Linked DNA regions of Mus musculus: region 2 is linked to region 1. The links are chromatin loops, found by intact Hi-C in ENCODE. Cell type or tissue: left cerebral cortex. All regions are shown on one strand. Each heading gives the region's core, and the rest is flanking DNA. Links, peaks and the distances in the headings are about the cores only.

Region 1 (4,349 bases), core at 789-3,288:
TTCCATGAGCTAGAACCAATCCCTGATACTATTAATGATACTGTTGTGCCATCAAATTAAATGGAGAGAAACTTGAAGCAATCCCACTAAAATCAGGGACTAGACAAGGCTGCCCACTCTCTTCCTACCTATTCAATATAGTACTTGAAGTCCTATCCAGAGCAATTAGACAATAAAAGGAGATCAATGGAATACAAATTGGAAAGGAAGAAGTCAAAATATCACTTTTTGCAGATGATATGATAGTATATATAAGCGATCCCAAAAACTCCACCAGAGAACTCCTAAACCTGATAAACAGCTTCAGTGAAGTAGCTGGATATAAAATTAACTCAAACAAGTCAATGACCTTTCTCTAAACAAAGGATAAACAGGCTGAGAAAGAAACTAGGGAAACAACACCCTTCATAATAGTCACAAATAATATAAAATACGTTGGTGTGACTCCAACTAAGGAAGTGAAAGATCTGTATGATAAGAACTTCAAGTCTCTGAAGAAAGAAATCAAAGAAGAAATCCTAAATCCGATAGGCGGCTAATATCCATTATATATAAAGAACTCAAGAAGTTGTACTTCGGGCTGGAGAGATGGCTCAGCAACTAAGAGCACTGACTGGTCTTCCAGAGGTCCTGAGTTCAAATCCCAGCAACCGCATGGTGGCTCACAACCGCCTGTAATGAAATCTGATGCCCTCTTCCAGTGTGTCTGAAGTCAGCTACAGTGTACTTAAGATATAATAAAAAAAAAAAGAAGAAGAAGAAGTTGTACTTCAGAAAACCAAATAACCCTATTTTAAAAATGGGGTACAGAACTAAACAAAGAATTCTAAACTGAGGAATAGTGAATGGCTAAGAAGCACCAAAAAAAAAAAAAATGTTCAACATCCTTAATCATCAGGAAAATGCAAATCAAAACAACCCTGAGATTCCATCTCAAACCAGTCAGAATGGCTAAGATCAAAAACTCAAGTGACAGCAGATGCTGCCGAGGATGTGGAGAAAGAGGAACACTCCTCCATTGCTGGTAGAATTTCAAACTGGTACAACCACTGTGGAAATCAGTTTGGCAGTTCCTCAGAAAATTGAAGATAATTCTACTGGAAGATTCAGTGATACCACTCCTGGGCATATACCCAGAAGATGCTCCAACTTGTAAGAAGAACACATGCTCCACTATGTTCATAGCAGCCTTATTTATAATAGCCAGAAGCTGGAAAAAACCCAGATGTCACTCTACAGAGAAATGGATACAGAAAATGTGGTACATTTATACAATGGAGTACTACACAACTATTAAAAACAATGAATTCATGAAATTCTTAGACAAATGGATGGATCTGGAGGATATCACTGTAAGTGAGGTAACCCAATCACCAAAGAACACACATGATATGCACTCACTGATAAGGGGATATTAGTCCAGACCTCAGAATACCTGAGATACAATTTGCAAAACACTTGAAACTCAATAAGAAGGAAGACCAAAATCTGCATACTTTGATCCTTCTTAGAAGGGGGAACAAAATACACATGGAAGGAGTTACAGAGACAAAATTCAGCGCAGAGACTGAAGGAATGACCATCCAGAAAGTGCCCCACCTGGGGATCCATCCCATCAATAACCACCAAACACAGACACTATTGCAGATGCCAACAAGAACTTGGTGGCAAGAGCCTGATATAGCTGTCTCCTGAGAGGCTCTGCCAGAGCCTGAATAATACAGAAGTGGATACTCACAGTTGTCCATTAGAGGGAGCACAGGGTCCCCAATGAAGGAGCTAGAGAAAGTATCCAAGGATCTGATGGGGTTTGCAGCCCTATAGGAGGAACAACAATATGAACTAACCAGTGCCCCCAGAGCATCCTGAGACTATACCACCAATAAAAATAAAACACGGAAGGACTCACGGCTCTAGCTGCATTTGTAGCTGAGGATGGCCTAGTTAGTCATCAATGGGAGGTGAGGCCCTTGGTCCTGTGAAGGTTCTATGCCCCCGTATAGGGGAATGCCAGGGCCAGGTAGTAGGAGTGGGTGGGTTGGGGAACAGTGGAAGAGGAGAGAGGATAGGGGATTTTTAGAGGGGAAACTAGGAAAGGGGATAACATTTGAAATGTAAATAAAGAAAATATCTAATTAAAAAAAAAGATACTGTTGTGCTTTGTCTGCATGTACACCTGCAGGCCAGAAGAGGGCATCGGATCCCTTTATAGATGTTGTGAGCCACCACATGGTTGCTGCGAATTGAACTCAGGACCTCTGGAAGAGTGACCAGTGCTCTGAAACACTGAGCCATCTCACCTGGGAGCCATATTTCTTATTGATTATGTTTAAAAGAAATGCTTTCATCTTTGTTGGCTAAAGATAACCTTAGATCTGGGTAGGTTGGCTCATATTTGTGTTTATCCAATAGTATGTATAGAATAGTATAATATAGTTTTCTTCATTCTAGGAGTTAGTGACACACAAGGTTGTTTTGCGTTAGGAACTTCAGAGTGGCCACCAGCTGACCTCTAAAGCCTTCTGCCTCTTTCACACTTACCTCATGGTTTCTGAGTCTAGCTCCTTGATGCTGTGTCTCCTCAAGTTGAGTGTCCTTCTGGCTAGGAGCCAGGTACAGAATCTGGAGGATGATTAGCCATAGCAGGAAGTGCCAGAAGGGGTGCATCAAGAGTTATAATGCTCATGTCTATCCCACATCACCATGTATTACTAGCTTTATTTTAACTCTGAGTAAATAAGTACATCCCACATTCCTCTCTTGTTTCTGTCAAATATTTTTATCATAGCAAAAGGAAACGTGGGATCCAGCTCAAGACTTGACACTATTACGAAGGCTATGGAGCTCTCACAAAAAGGGACCTGTCATGACTGCCCTCAGAAAGACCCCACAAGCAGCTGAAAGAGTCAGATGCAGATATTTGCACCCAACCAATGGACAGAAGCAGCTGACCCCTGTGGTTAAATTAGGGGAAAGCTGGAAGAAGCTGAGGAGGAGGGTGACCCTGTAGGAAGAAAAGAAGTCTCAATTAACCTGGACCCCGAGATCTCTCAGATACTGAGCCAACAACAGGACAGCATACAGCAGCTGATATGAGGTCCTCAACACATATACAGTTGAGGACTGCTGGGTCTGCGTTTAGTCAGAGAAGATGCACCTAACCCTCAAGAGACTGGTGGCCCCAGGGAGTTTAGAGGTCAGATGGAGTGGGGGTGGGGGTGGGGGATGGGGACATCCTCATGGAGACAGGAGGTGGGGGGTGGGGACATCCTCATGGAGACAGTGGGTCTGGGGTGGGGACATCCTCATGGAGACAGTGGGTCTGGGGTGGGGACATCCTCATGGAGACAGGGGGTGGGAAGGAGGTATGGGATGTGGAACAGTTGGAGGGTGGAGCAGGAAGGAAATAAAATCTGGAGTTTAAAATAAACAAATAGATAGATAGATAGATAGTGATATAGTGAGATAGAGAGATAGATAGCCCAACAGAGAACAAGAACCTATATGCCTCCAGATCACTGGAAACAACTCTTTTTTTTTTTTATTTAAGGTTTGTATGCTGCTTTATTGTATGCTACAGCCAGTGTATATAAAATAGTTAAACCTTGTGAGACAGAAATCCATGAAGTTCAGAGAGGTAGATGTTAAGGACTGACAAGTAGAGGATAGTGTATTGTGGCACGTGTTAAAGAGAAGCTTTTGTACAGACTTCAAACTTAGCTCTCTTGAATATTCACTGGTTCATGAAAAGTGGTTTGAGAAACCTCAAGATAGATGACTACAAAAAGGAGCAGACTTTCTGGTGTCTGAAGGGATTTGTACTTGAAGACACTCCAGTCAGCAGAGGGTCATGTTGAGCGTTCTGCAGACAGAACTGTTTCAAGTCTGCAGCTGCCTGGGAAACCTTCACGCGGTTGAGCTTGGCCTCCAGCCAGAGCTGCTGGACCACCTGCTTCATGGTGGCGACTCTAGAAGAACCTAACATGGTGCTCAGACAGCCGGGCCGGTCAGTCAGGGCAGGGGGCAGCAGGTCGCGGGACTACAGAGAATCTTTTTTTTTTTTTTTTTTTGAGAGAGGGTTTCTCTGTAGACCAGGCTGGCCTTGAACTCTGAAATCTGCCTGCCTCTGCCTCACAAGTGCTGGGATTAAAGGCGTGTGCCACCACCGCCCAACTCGAAAACAACTCTTATGACAAGTTTGTAGCAAAAAAAGCCAAAATATAGTTACATAAATAAATAAATAAGTTAATTAATTAATTAAAAAAAAGAAAGTCCAACAGAGAACAAGAACTTATATGCCTCCAGATCACTGAAAACTACCCGTATAAGATGACAACTTTGAAAAGAAA
Region 2 (4,145 bases), core at 683-3,182, 93 kb after region 1:
TTCCAGGCTGGTGTTGTCTAAGTCAAAGGATGTCTGTTGCTTGACAGACTTTTTCGCTGTAGATATGCTCTTTACATGCCTATCCTTGATATCAGAAGGCATCTGGGCCTTGTGTTCTTCCTTGTTCACACAAGAGGTAAAAGGGAAAGGACCATATCTTGATCCGGACATAGTGCTAGTGATCTGACGCTCAATGGTTTCATTGAGACGTGTGGTCAAATGTTCTTTCAGAGAAGTTTCAAGTTTTTTCTGACATTGGCTCACCTCTGAGGTCCCTAAAGGTTTGCATGAAAGACTATCTGAGTGGCATTGTAGGTTTGTCTCACAGTCAGATTGCAGGCCGTTATCTAGAGTGCCCTTAGTGTTACTCCATGTCTGCTGTTTTTGAACCATTTCTAGGCCTTGCTTAGAACACAGTTTCAACAGTTTCTCCTCTAATTGCTTTGCTGGGAAGCTTCCAGGTTGGCTCAAAATAGTTTTGTGTAGGTCTTTCTTGCTCTGTTGCTTAAAGAAGGGGATCCATGAAAGCCCATAGTTGCTTTTGGCTGAGGGTGACTCTGGAAGTTCTGCCTGAGGATTTATCCATAGCAGAGACTCACGGATCCTCTTGGGCAGGCCCCAGCGTTGTAGGATGAGCCTCTTTCGAAGGTGGTGCTCAAATTTCTTCTGGAGCTCACTGGTGATAAAGCATTTTTCAATAGAGATGGACTTTGGAACATGGGTCTTGGAGAGCTGACTGACCAATGAGGGATTAGGAGGTGGGGGACAAAATTCTTGTTGGGAATTTATGACCACAGTGGGTAAACCCCATACTCTTTCCTGTTCCTTTTTCAATATGTTGTATTCCAGGCAGTGGATTGCAGTTGGCTCAAGAGGTTGTGCCTCATTCTGGGGGCTGTGAAAATACACCCCACAGATCCTAAGTTGGGAATGAGGTGATAGCACTGGATTTGGGAGTTGAAGCTGGGCCTGGAGGTTGGCTTGAGAGACAGGTTGGGACTGAGATTGGGACAGACTTTGGGACAAGTTATGTAGTTGACTTTCAGACAAGGGCAGAGTTGTGCGGTGGGTAAGCATTGGGGAATCTGAGAATCTGTTGAAGCACCCAGAGATCAGGGAACTGTCAGTCAACACAGTAGCAATAGAGTTCATGGACTCACTGTGTAGAGAAGGGAGTCCCCAGAAGGACTGGGTATTTTTATCCTCTAACTGATCTTCAGAGGTCTTGGAATAAGACAAATGCTGGGGTGTGTGAAGTCTCTCTTTACTGCTCTCCAAAGAATGGGAAACTGCCAAGTTCTGATGATCAAACTCTGAGGTTTTCTCCCAAGTTTTAAGTGAATCAGTCCTCCTTCCATCTTGTGTCTCAAGTAGTGCCACGGCACCAAGGCTGGAAAAGTGAAGGTTTCCAGGCAATGTGAGGTAGGTTGAGGTGTTTCCCCATAAGTAGGATTCAGAAGAATAGGGGTCAAGAAGCTCTTGGTTAACTGGATGTGCTGACTCCAACTGGGAAGAGTTGCCTGTATCAGTCTGCTGCTGGATAAATTCTGACATTGCATGACTTGAACTGCAAATGCCATTGTTTATTGGAACATTAGCGAAAAGCTCCATAGGGCTGTCCACCAGAGAGAGAACAGTTGTTGGTTGGAGAAGCAGTTCTGTTTCCGGAGTGACATATTGTTGTGGAAGAGGTAAAGAGGCAAGTGAATGGAGAGAATGGTCCAGTGGGGATTTAGCATTCACAGGAGGAGTAGACTCTGATAGTAGAGAGCCACCCAGTGGTGAGAGAGAAAGTGTGTCTTCTAGGTACTCACTTTGGTGAGATGAAATGATGGAGGAAGACTGTAGAGAAGGCTCACATGCAGTGTCTGAAATAGGATAGTCTATAGTATTTTCTGGGAGAGGAAGGGACAAAGTCAGCGCTGTCTCCGTCACAGAAACTGTGGAGTCCAGACTGGACATAGTGACAGCGCCATCTTGGTGAGTGGCCTGAGAAAGCAGATGACTGATCTTAGCAGTTGCTCCATTACACACACCACAGTAGGGATCTGGACACAGTAGTTGCCGAAAATTGGAAGAATCATACTCTTCACCTAGGGGGCTGCAGGAGATAGAATTTTCAATTCTGTTGTAAAGACCAGAATTGAAAAGGGCCTGCCTGCCTTGCTGTGATGGAGATACCCAAAGCCTGTGTGTGTGTGTGTGTGTGTGTGTGTGTGTGTGTGTGTGTGTGTGTATTCATTTTATGACACCCATGGCTTCCAGAGAGGCTATAACCTCTCTCCATGCTTTTCATCTGTGTACTTGTCTCTTTTGATACCCTTCCCATGACAAGAGCAAGCTGTGCTGAGTCTCTGTGATGTTTTGATCATAAGAAAAGGAGGCCCAGGAAAAAAGGAGAATAATACCTTTGCACAACAGACAGCAGCTCTCTCTGTTCCTGTGACTTTCTCTGGGTAATTCTACAACCTGGGAAAGCAGAAGTATTAGTTGTAGGTAAGAAAGGTGGAAATATCAAACAGGAGTCACTTTAAGGAAAATACTTGGGCTATTAAAGTAAACAGACAAGGTCAAATTGTCACTAAGATGGCTCACATGTTATGTGTCTTTATACAAAAAAATCTTTATCTACATTGTCCCATGTGATGATACTTAAAACACCATATAAAGCACACAGGCCTTAGTTTCCTCAGAGGTGTATGGGCACCTACATGTTAAGCATGTGTATCATACCAGAAGGCAGGAATGTGTGGCTCTAAAACAACCAGCCAACCAAACAACCAAACAAACACGTAGTGCTCCCTGGACTTATCCAGTGCTCACTGTATACATGGAACACACTCTCCTGATAGTGCATGTCAGCTTCATGTCCACAGGAGTGCAGAGAGGGAACTGACTCTGGTATGTTTATCACGCTGCCTTCCAGTGAGTCTCTCCTTTGAGAACTATTTCTTGTCAGTTAATTATCTGGCAACTTTACATCCTCAGATCATAGACCTAAGACCTTATGGAAATGACAGGATGGTAAACTGGGAAGAGGAGATCCAGCAGATAGATACCTACCTTTAAGTGACTTCCTCCTTTCTTTGTTAGCTGAGCCCTGGTACTGTGGACATAGAGAAATGAACAAGGTGTTAGAATTTTCCCTCATGTTTATTTTCTGAAGAAACCCAGATTTCATAAACCAAGATTATTATGACATTTGTTCAGTTAATGAAATTTAGTTCTTTCTTAAATTAACTTTTGGAGGTGACCTGATGTTTTCTTTTTCCTTCTTTGGGAAATTAAAGGAGAATTTTGTCTGTAAGAGCTATACTTGGAGTTATCAGTTAGAAAGTTGAGGCCAGCAGCAACATCTGTGCTTTTCTGGAGACAGGATTGTCCAGTGGGACAAAGCTTGAGTTTCAGGTTCTTCTCAGAGCCTTCAAGAAGTCAGCACTGCTTTCCTGACCAGCTCAACCTGGCTGATTGTTGGGTAAATCTACATGCAGGGTGAGAAATAAGCCTGGGATTCTCATTCAGGTGTTCAGCAGGAGAAGCTATTCTCCTTTGAATATTTAAGTGAAAACTTTAGTCCTCTCTGTATTCCTCCCATGCCAGGACTCATGCCCTAGGACAGCAATGTTTTTTTCTCTCCCCAGTGTCCCATATCAGTCATGTTTCTGAGACAGACAGGCTCATCCAGTACTAAATCCAGTACTCATTGAGTTCTGTAGTACATCAATAAAAAATATCTCTTGGGGGTTCATCATACATCCTCACCTTTTTGATGTCCTGACTTTTCCAAGGTGGTGGGAAGAATTGTTTCAGTATCAAATACCACAGGTATAGAAGAATAGACCAAACTCCACTCAGAAAGATGTAATTGGAGCCAATATCCAAGAATGCTGATCCAAAGCCTAACCATGATCTATTTAGAAAAGAGAGGATGTTCTCCATACACTGAGTCTCATGGATGCCTGAGGTATATGAGTTCTGAGATTGCATGGGCCTCACTGTAGGCCTAGGTCTGCATCACAGAGCAAGGGAGAGTCATAGAGGGTTTGTGAGGACAGAGAGAAGGGTGAGCCCTCAGATCCTCCCTCCCCCTCCTCCAAGCTCCTTCACTGACTTCTGCTTGAGACTGCTGCTCTGTTTCCACCCCT

The links. Hi-C counts contacts between places; a loop is a spot of excess contacts. Peaks named below come from ENCODE experiments on the same cell type or tissue, not always from the same donor. Only the 100,000 strongest peaks of a DNase experiment are listed, where the experiment ranks them.
Region 2: a loop joins it to region 1, with 4 times the contacts of the local background. A loop is called at or near these places in 15 of 42 quality-filtered maps.

Annotation. Positions count from the first base shown.
Region 1 is chr13:65,125,512-65,129,860 of GRCm38, reverse strand. It overlaps the pseudogene Gm3785. Among named protein-coding and RNA genes, the nearest start is that of Mfsd14b, 15 kb to the right of the region's middle. In left cerebral cortex, for the core only: a CTCF peak has its summit at 2,180 (motif pointing right); a DNase peak (open chromatin) is centred at 2,225.
Region 2 is chr13:65,032,883-65,037,027 of GRCm38, reverse strand. It overlaps Spata31d1c (spermatogenesis associated 31 subfamily D, member 1C), which reads right to left and starts at 3,970. Exons shown (of 4, transcript NM_001083890.2): 1 at 3,763-3,970; 2 at 3,064-3,106; 3 at 2,409-2,469; 4 at 1-2,101. The coding sequence starts at 3,939. In left cerebral cortex, for the core only: a CTCF peak has its summit at 1,794; a DNase peak (open chromatin) is centred at 1,752.